2 separate regions of the Homo sapiens genome follow, and region 2 is linked to region 1. Evidence: read pairs that join two places in POLR2A ChIA-PET (ENCODE). Cell type or tissue: K562. All regions are shown on one strand. Region 1 overlaps LAMC3 (laminin subunit gamma 3). Region 2 overlaps NUP214 (nucleoporin 214).

Region 1 (5,000 bases):
CGACCCCTCTGTGCTCATCGCCTTATACTCATCACCTCTGCATGAACCGGGTCCATCGTGTCGATTCAGTAACCCTGAAATCCCAAAACTCAGAAACTGAACATTAAAGAACTCAGCTTGGCCGGGCGCGGTGGCTCACACCTGTAATCCTAGCACTTTGGGAGGCTGAGGCGGGCGGATCACGAGATCAGGAGATCGAGACCATCCTGGCTAACATGGTGAAACCCCATCTCTACTAAAAATACAAAAAAATTAGCCAGGCATGGTGGCGGGCGTCTGTAGTCCCAACTACTCGGGAGGCTGAGAATGGCATGAACCTGGGAGGCGGAGCTTGCAGTAAGCTGAGATTGCGCCACTGCACTCCAGCCTAGGTGACAGAGTGAGATTCTGTCTCAAAACAAAACAAAACAAAACAAAAAAAACTCAGCTTATAAAAATGCATTTGGGACAAGTGCTAACCCAGATTGATGCCCAAGGCTGCTTATTTGAGATCTTTGCTCCTCCCACTGCGTGCGGAGAGTAATGCACAGCTGTTAGTGTGTTTGAGCCCAGGTTCTGCTTCCAGCACCACTCAGGGTGTTAGGTCATAGGTAGAACCTGCACAGTTCTCCTATAAGTCTGGGAAATTCTGCATTCGGAAGCCATCCAGCCCCCAGATCTCAGTTCAGGGCTGTGGAGCTGGGGAAGCATTCCCACTTTGCAGTGGGGCAGTGTGGGTCAGGGAGGTTAGCTGGGTTGCTCAAGGCCACGCAGCTAGAAATTGGTAGGACTGTCATCTGAGCCCCAAGTAAGGGCTTCCCCAGCCTGGCTCCTCTCGCCCTGGGCCCTCTGCCTCCAGGGGTCCACACAAAGCCTGACCCCTGCTATTCCTGCCTCTGGGCTTCCGAGCTACCTGGGGCATCAGCTAGGCTCACCAGGTTTTCAGGGGGCTTGGGTTCTTGGCTGGCAGCCAGGGGCAGACCCGCCGCCTCAGCCCAGCAGGGCACCTCCCCCAAGGAGAGGATCCGCTGCTTGCCCTTCCTTTCCAGGCCCTGCCTGAGCGCATTGTCTCCCTGCAGCCTCAGAAGTCCCGGGCTGAAGACCTGGGCCTGAAGGCGAAGGCCCTGGAGAAGACAGTTGCATCATGGCAGCACATGGCCACTGAGGCTGCCCGAACCCTCCAGACTGCTGCCCAGGCGACGCTACGGCAAACAGAACCCCTCACAAAGGTCAGCTCTTGTGCTTTGAAGCAGGGGACCTGGGAGAGGTTGGGGCTACCCTGAAGGTGATCCAGGGTCAGGGTTGCAGGAGGGAGAAGGGCAGAGACAGAAGTAGCTCTGTCCGGCCGGGTGTAGTGGCTCACACCTGTAATCCCACCACTTTGGGAGGCCGAGACGGGTGGATCACGAGGTCAGGAGATTGAGACCATCCTGGCTAACATGGTGAAACCCCATCTCTACTAAAAATACAAAAAATTAGCCAGGCATGGTGGCATGTGCCTATAGTCCCATCTACTTGGGAGGCTGAGGCAGGAGAATCGCTTGAACCCAGGAGGTGGAGGTTGCAGTGAGCTGAGATCGCGCCACTGCACTCCAGTCTGGCAACAGAGTGAGACCCCATCTCAAAAAAAAGAAAAAAGAAGAAGTAGCTCTGTCCATCCCTCTGGTGCCTCCTGCAAAACTCCACATACAGCCTGAGATAGGGGAGGGGACCCTGATACCCCGAGAAGAGATGATGGATAGACTGACAGAGGACAGCAGCAGCAGCACCCGGGGCCACACCCACCATCCTGGGATCATTCTCTCTCATGCCTCCATTCATTAGTTCATTCTCTAGTTCATTCATGGCTCATTTGAAAGCTGCAGAGAAGCGGCCACTTTCCAAGGCAGCTGTACCGATAATTTTGTTTTTAATTTTGTTTTTGAAACAGTCTTGCTCTATTGCCTGGGCTAGAGTGCAGTGACACAATCTCGGTTCACTGCAACCTCCATTTCCCGGGTTCAAGTGATTCTCCTGGGTCAGCCTCCAGAGTAACTGGGACTACAGGTGTGTGCCACCGTGTCTAGCTAAATTCTTTTGTATTTTTAGTAGAGATGGGGTTTCACTGTGTTGGCCAGGCTGGTCTCGAACTCCTGGCCTTAAGTGATCCACCTGCCTCGGCCTCTCAACATGCTAGGATTATAGGTGTAAGCCACCACACCCAGCCTCATTCCTTTTTTTTTTTTTTTTTTTTTTTTTGAGACAGACTCTTACTCTGTCACCAAGGCTGGAGTGCGTGGCGCGATCTCGGCTCACTGCAACCTCTGCCTCCCAGGTTCATGCGATTCTCCTGCCTCAGCCTCCAGAGTAGTTGAGATTACAGGCCCTCACCACCACGCCCAGCTAATGTTTGTATTTTTAGTAGAGATGGGGTTTCACCATGTTGGCCAGGCTGAACTCCTGATCTCAGATGATCCACCCACCTCAGCCTCCCAAAGTGCTGGGATTACAGGCACGAGCCATCACACCCGGCTTCCATTCCTTTTAAAGACAGGATAAGGGGGCTGTCTGTGAGGCATGAGAATGTATCTGAAGAGCTGAGCCCAGTGCCTGCCGCTTACCCGGGGAGTTTGGCTTTGCCCCCGGGGTAGCACCTGCTGATCTGGTCCACTGCCCTCGTCCAGGGTGAGGTTGCCAGGAAGAGAGGTGACTTCCCCAGGAGTCAGGGCCAGGCCCCAGCGTGTACAGATGCCTCACCCCACCACAGCACCCATGCCTTCGTCCTCCTCCCCACCCCATGAGCAATCAGAATAGGCCTGAGGCAGTACTAGTGGCTCCTCAAACTACTATTTATTTATTCTTGTTACAGTGACATTCACGTGGCATACAAACACCCATTTTAGATGCAATGGCTTTAGCACGTTCACGATGTTATGCCACCTCCACCTCAGTCTAGTTTCAGAACATTCTCACCACCCCTAACTCCATGCCCACTCAGCAGTCCCTCCTCATTTCCACTTCCGAGGCCCGGGCAGCCTCCACTCTGTTCTCTGTCTCTGTAGATTTCCTTAGTCCAGCTCTTTTGCAGAAATGGAATCGTGTAATATGTGCCGATGGTGTCAGGCTTCCTCCTGATGGCATCACCTTTTCAGGGTTCACCTGCCTTGCGGCCTGGATCTATACTTCCTCCCTTTGAAAGGCTCGGTCATATTCCAGTGTGTGGATGAAGCACATTTTGTTTACCCACTCATCTATCAGACCCAAATTCTTTCAGTGTATCTAGTCCTGTTGAGTGGCAGTGGGGAAGAAACTGATCTTCCATAAGTCAAGGTGGTGTCATAAACAGATTTGCGATTTTCACATCCACTTGCTGAGATAGAGCAGTGTTCCCTCCCTCCCTCCCTCCCTCCCTCCCTTCCTTCCTTTCTTTCTCTCTCTTTTTTAGATGGAATCTTTATGCCACCCAGGCTGGAGTGCAGTGGCTTGATCTCCGCTCACTATAACCTCTGCCCCATAGGTTCAAGCCATACTCCCGCCTCAGCCTCCCCCAGTAGCTGGGATTGCAGGCATGCACCACCACACCTAGCTAATTTTAAATAAATTTTTAGTAGAGACAGGGTTTCACCATGTTGGCCAGGCTGGTCTCGAACTCCTGACCTCAAGTGATCTGCCCACCTCGGCCTTCCAAAGTGTTGGGATTACAGGTGTGAGTCTCTGTGCCTGGCCAATAGAACATGTTCTAAAGAGATGTTCAGGTGTTCTCGTTCCTTTAATTCTAGTGTTTTAGTTTTCCTCCGGGCTTTTGTGGACAGGTATCTCTTGGGAGACATTCGGAGTTCAACTTTTGTATAATAACACAGATCAGGTGCTCCTGGTGGACAGCGTGACCCAGCGTCAGGGATTTGGTGATGATTTGGGCACCCATGTATGTGGGTTTGGTGCCCACTGAGCTGCCCCTGGGCCCTGCTCCTGTGGAGCCAGCTGCCCAGCCTCTCCTCATCTCTCTCCAGCTGCACCAGGAGGCCAGAGCCGCCCTGACCCAGGCTTCCTCATCTGTCCAGGCTGCGACAGTGACTGTCATGGGAGCCAGGACTCTGCTGGCTGATCTGGAAGGTACGTGAGTCCAGCTGACCACTAGGCTGTGTAATGACGAACGCCCCTGACAGCCACTCACCTCTCGCCTCAGCCAGGGCAGGCTTGCAGAGGACAGGAGTCTGGTCTTGTGGGCTTAATTAAGCCAAACAGACTTTCCCTCCACCTCTCAGGATCCTGCCCCATCTCATACATCACTCACCTCGGACTTGCCCATGTGGCTATCCCATACACCCCAGGTCATCAGACCACATGCAGAGCCCCTCCAGACCAAGTGAGAGGAGACTCTAACATCATTGGCTGTTCAACCAGGTCAAGTCCACTCTGGCCTGGGCTCCAGTTAGTTATCTGATACAAATATGGCTGTCCGGGTCCAATGTTGAGTTGGGGCTATGGGAAGCAGATGGAGTTTCTCTTTAGAAGGGGCTATGGGTTGATGCCAGTCTAGTGCCCCCATTTTGCAGATGGGTAGGCTGAGGAAAGGAATTGCTATTCATCCCTGGGTCAGAGCTAAGCTGGGAATAGAAGCCAGCAAGTATTACGATTCTGCAAGTATCCACCTGTGTGATGGGCTTCTGTGATACCCAATTTGCTCCAGAGAGAAGCCCCCTCACCCTTTGTTTGTGGCTCCTTATCCAACGGGCTGGATAAGGCAGGAACACACTCTGAACCCCAGATGTCTCTTGGGGTCTGAGGCCAGAAGTCAGGCTTCTGCTGTTGTTCTGTGGCCTCCCTCCCCAGCCCTGCCCACTGCCCGGAAGAGATGGAGCGCTAGCTGTGGACCCAGCCCCTCTGGGGCAGAGGATGGGCTGGTCAGTGCTCCTGTTCCCCAGCTTCCTGGCGGCTTGAAGTCCTAGTCACCCATCGTTTGGGGACTTCCTGTCGGAAAGGCGTGGCCGTGTGTGCTTAAGTATCTAGAGTCATATTTAGAAAAAGGTACATTCAATGAC
Region 2 (5,000 bases), 56 kb after region 1:
GTATATAGCAGTGATCAAGGTGATGGGCTTGCTTTTATGGTTTTAAGTTTGTTGTTGTTGTTAATTTTTATTTATTTTTTAGAGACAGAATCTCACTCTGTTGCCCAGGCTGGCATGTAGTGGTGCGATCACAGCTCACTACAGCCTCAAATTCTTGGGCTTAAGCCATCCTCCTGCCTCAGCCTCCCGAGTAGTTGGGACCACAGGCATGCACCAACACAGCCAGCTGTTTTTAAATTTTTCGCAGAGGTAGGGTCTTGCTTTGTTGCCCACGCTGGTCTCGGACTCCTGGCTTTAAGCAGTTCTCCCGCCTCATCTCTCAGAGCACTAGGATTACAGGTTTGAGCCACCACACCTGGCTGGTCTTACATTTTAATGGGATAGTCAATACTAAATGTGAGATCAAGGACTGATAAGAGTGATGGAGAAAATAAAGCCGTGTTAGGGATAGATGATGACTGGTATGTGTTTGAGATTGTGTGTCAAGGGAGGCCAATTTGATACTTGAAAAAGATGTCTTGTTTTTAACTCTTTTGGATTTCTAATAAGGTTGAGTTTTTGAAATATGTTTATCTAGATGCCTTATTTTAAGATTAGAGGTTTTTTCTATTCTAGGGGATAATATTAACACTAGTATTTATTAACTGCTACTTATGTTTCATGTACTGGGCTGGAAGTTTTGTATGTATCATTTCATTTTACACTTTACAGTAGCCTCTGAAGTAGGCTTAGTAGGTCTAGTATACACATGAGAACACTAAGTATCAGGAAGGTTGAAAAATCTGCATGTCTCGTGGGCAGAAAGTGGCAGAACAGAGTTTAAATGCAGTTCGGTTGATGGCCAATGTTTGTACTCCTTGTACTAAGTGCTGCCTTTATACCATGTCCGTATATCTGGACTTTGAGTAAATATTCTCATATAACTTTAAATGATTTATTATTTGAGATTCTTTTGCTGTGGGATCTGAGAAAAATTGCACATGAGAATTTTTTTTCTTGCTTTGTTCATTGTAGAAAAAAGAAGAAAAGCACCCAGAGATATTTGTGAACTTTATGGAGCCCTGTTATGGCAGCTGCACGGAGAGACAGCATCATTACTACCTCAGTTACATTGAGGAATGGTGAGCAGAGAGTCTGGACAGGGCATTCCTGCTCTCACTGGAAGATCACACCTGAGTCACCTTGTCCCATGTTGAAATCTTTTCTGATTGATTGATTGATGGATTGGCAGGGTCTCACTCCATTACCCAGGCTGGAGTGCAGTGGCACGATTGTAGCTCACAGAAGCCTGGAACTCCCAGGCTCAAGTGATCCTTCCACCTCAGCCTCCCAGATGGGACTACAAGCACATGCCACCACACCTGGCTTATTTTTAAATAAGTTTTTTGGTTTTTGTTTTTTGTTTTTAGAGATGGGATCTTGCTATGTTGCTCAGACTGGCTTCCCAAAGTACTGAGATTACAGGTGTGAGCTACCGCACCCAGCCTGAAATCTTTTCCATTACAGAGGAAAATGGAGGCTGAGATGCCTTGAACATATTTTCAGCTGATTCTTGATAATGTCTTTCTATTATTTCTGTTTCCCCAATCTTGAATTATTTATCTTAAATACATACTAATTTCAAAAATCTAATTTTCTCAATAACCCCTAGTGATGACTTACGAAAATATTGATATTCAAGGAATATATTAAAAGTTTCCTGAGAGCAGAGTTGCCCTTTGGAATGGAGATTACTCAAAGCAAAGCTTCCATCCCTCTAGCTACATTATTCTGCCTTTGGATGGCATATTGATTGTGAACTGTGACTTGATTCTGTTGTGTCTTTCCTTTGTCTTCATGTAGGTAGGCACTGAGCTGATTCTACAGGGCTTTCTCACAGAAACTAAAAAGTTCAGCTTTACATCTAGAATCTTCCCACCTTTGTTCAACCAGATAAAAAACCTTACTCTCTCTTTGACATGTGGAGGCAGCCCTCACAGGTGTTACCTGCAGACCCAGGTTAGCTTAGAACTATTGCTGTATTTGAACGTAATGGTCTCTGGTTTTATTCTTTAAGGGATTTAGTGCTGGCAGCATCTGCGGCTTCAACAGAAGTTAGTATCCTTGCTCGACAAAGTGATCAGGTAAATCTCTTTTTTGTCACTTCTGTGGTGCTTTCTTTTTTAAATTATTATTTTGAGACAGTCTCGCTCTGTTGTCCAGGCTGGAGTGCAGTGGTGCAATTTCAGCTTACTGCAACCTCTGCCTTCCAAGTTCAAGCAATTTTGTGCCTCAGCCTCCCAAGTAGCTGGGACTGTAGGCGCGGGCCACCACACCTGGCTGATTTTTATATTTTTAGTAGTGACTGGGTTTCGCCATGTTGGCCAGGCTGGTCACAAACTCCTGATGGTACTTTTCTGAAAAAGATTTTGGAGGGAATTAACTATATGTGGTTAAGGTATACATGATCTCACATCTGTTTTATCAAGTTTCTGCGTGACAGCAAAGCTTCAGTGACAGAGTGCCTTGGCCAAATGGCTTGGCTATTGCATGGAGAAACACGGGTGTCAGACTTAGCACTTCCTTCGCTTCTGTTCTTTTAGGATCCAACCCCTGTCTGTGGAAACATACCATGCAGTTAACCTCCAACTGGAGTATGCCTGATGTGTAGGCGGCTTTTTCTGCCTTGTCCTGTTTTGTCATCTTTGTTTTATTCCTGTTGCTTGAAACAACTTCTATACAATTTAATGATAATCCATCCTCAGTTATGAAAGAAAAACATGCAGATGACACTAAATTGTGATTCACCAGAAGTACTTTCTGTTTGACTTTGAAAAACTGTCAGAAGGAGCAAAGCACCTTTGCATACAAGAACCTTCTTTCACGTTGTCTTTCTTGCAGGGACACAGTGGGCCCAGGTAGTGGTGGTGCGCTATCCACTTGTAGATTTTGCAGAATGACTGTAGAGAGGGCACAACGAAAGAAGGGAAACTTCTTTTTAAAACTGGCTTGAACTTAAAAATCTTTAGTGCACCCTTATAAATAAGAAGCAAGTGCTTCTCCTCCCCACATGGATACTTTGTGCTCCACCCATACATAGGTACTTTGTGCCTCTTCAACCATTGGCATTTATCTGTCACTCTCTGGGTGGCCAGGTGGCCCATTAGGAGGGCCATGGCTCTCATTGTCTAGGGGTGGCTGCTTTTGGATGAGGCTAGAGTTCAGCCATCTGATTTGCTGCTCTAGAACTATCTTAGATTGACCTCAGTAATAATTTCTTATTAGTACAAGTATTTCATATGTTCACACATTAAAAATGCAATTTTATTTTTACTTTCTATCAGAATAATTTATGTTCATGTTTTTGAAAAGTAAATAGTAGAGAAGGGCTTATAAGTGAAAAGAATCACCCCTGCCCTACCTGTTTGCTTTCTAGAGGGGACTGTTTTTAATTTGTAAACATTTTCTTATAATGCTGCCACCTTATCCCTAAAGAAAAATCTGCTTTATAACTAGTAATTGGTTATTAGTTTTAGACCTTACTGACTGTACGGCAAATGATGATCTAGCTCACACATGGCCCCCAGTCCCCTCCTTCCTCTCAAGAGTTACAGCGTTGTTTTAATTTCTTATCTTGGTGAACCTTTGTAATTTTAATTGGTGTTTTTTACCCTCATTTCTGGTGGTATCTTTTTTTTTTTTTTTTTTTTTTTGAGGCCAAGTCTCACTTTGTCACCCAGTGCATTGGCGCCATCTTGGCTCACTGCAACCTCCGCCTCCCTGGTTCAAGCGATTCTCATGCCTCAGCCTCCTAGTAGCTGGGACTGTAGGCATGCGCCAACACGCCTGGCTAATTTTTGTATTTTTTAGTAGAGACAGGTTTTTGCCTTGTTGGCCAGGCTGGTCTCAAACTCCTGACCTCAGGTGATCCGCCCGCCTCAGCCTCCCAAAGTGCTGGGATTACAGGCATGAGCCACAGCTCCCGGTCTGGTGATAACTCTTGATCTTCCACTTTGTGAGAGGAATGTCTTAGCACTCCCACCCTTTCCCTTGGTAGCCTTCCAGTTGTTATCTGCGTCTTCTCTTTTGTAAAATTGCATTCTGTCCTACAATGATAAGTCATCTTTATCTTGTCTGTAGACTGTTTTTAAAAGTTGAGATTGTTTTTGTTTAATATGAACGTGTCTGTTACCTGCTCCATAGCTAAGTCACATAGTGTGATTTCATTCCCTCTCCTGAACTGCCTGCCTGCTTGCTTTCTTGCTTGCTTTCTCTCTCTCTCTCTTTTTTCTTCTTCCTTCCTTCCTTCTCTTTCCTTCTCCTTCCTTTTCCTTCCTTTCCCTCCACTCCCCTCTCCTCCCCTCCGCTCTCCTCCCCTCCCCTCCCCTCCCCATAACCTAGGCCAGAGTGCAGTGGTATGATCTCGGCTCACTGCAACCTCTGCTTTCCGGGTTCAAGTGATTATCCTGCCTCAGCCTCCCAAGTAGCTGGGACCACAGTTGCACACCAACACGCCCAGCTAATTTTGTATTTCTGGTAGAGACGGGATTTCACCATGTTGACCAGGCTGGTTTCAAACTCCTGACCCCAGGTGATCCACCTGCCTCAGCCTCCCAAAGTGCTGGGATTACAGGCATGAACCACTACATCCAGCCTGTTTTTCTTTGTTGGTCTTTAAGCACTATTCCCCTGTGATTCATGCTTCCCAGTCTGGTCAACACTGAAAGTTAGGCAAAATGTTAGTGATTTTAAAAACCAAGAGTCATTTGTTGGAAGGAACAGAGCCTATCCAAGCACACTTAAGCAAAAAGGGAGTTTACTAGAAAGACTTAGTAGTTTCTCAAGGAATCTGGGGACAGGAAAGCTGACCAGCCTGAGGAACTGGTACCAAGAACTGGGAAGAAGAACTAAGGTTATCTCTGTCTCTATAGACGAGTGAGCGCAGGGCATCTGAGCACAGACCAGCCTTACATGCTTCTCTGTGAAAGACTGCAGTAGAGATCAGCTGGAGTTCCTGGCCC

Evidence for each region. Peaks named below come from ENCODE experiments on the same cell type or tissue, not always from the same donor. Only the 100,000 strongest peaks of a DNase experiment are listed, where the experiment ranks them.
Region 2: POLR2A ChIA-PET joins it to region 1 with 6 read pairs; 9 of 35 experiments call an interaction of 5 or more read pairs at or near these places.

The regions. Positions count from the first base shown.
Region 1 is chr9:131,078,091-131,083,090 of GRCh38, forward strand. It overlaps LAMC3 (laminin subunit gamma 3), which reads left to right. Exons shown (of 28, transcript NM_006059.4): 23 at 1,059-1,208; 24 at 3,969-4,071. Among named protein-coding and RNA genes, the nearest start is that of AIF1L, 16 kb to the right of the region's middle. RefSeq lists an enhancer at 944-1,507. In K562, no CTCF peak of the experiment used is centred here; DNase peaks (open chromatin) are centred at 831, 2,663, 4,153, 4,876 and 1 weaker place; H3K27me3 peaks cover 4,819 bases.
Region 2 is chr9:131,133,884-131,138,883 of GRCh38, forward strand. It overlaps NUP214 (nucleoporin 214), which reads left to right. Exons shown (of 36, transcript NM_005085.4): 8 at 1,015-1,121; 9 at 2,057-2,123. Among named protein-coding and RNA genes, the nearest start is that of NUP214, 11 kb to the left of the region's middle. In K562, no CTCF peak of the experiment used is centred here; DNase peaks (open chromatin) are centred at 3,116 and 4,064.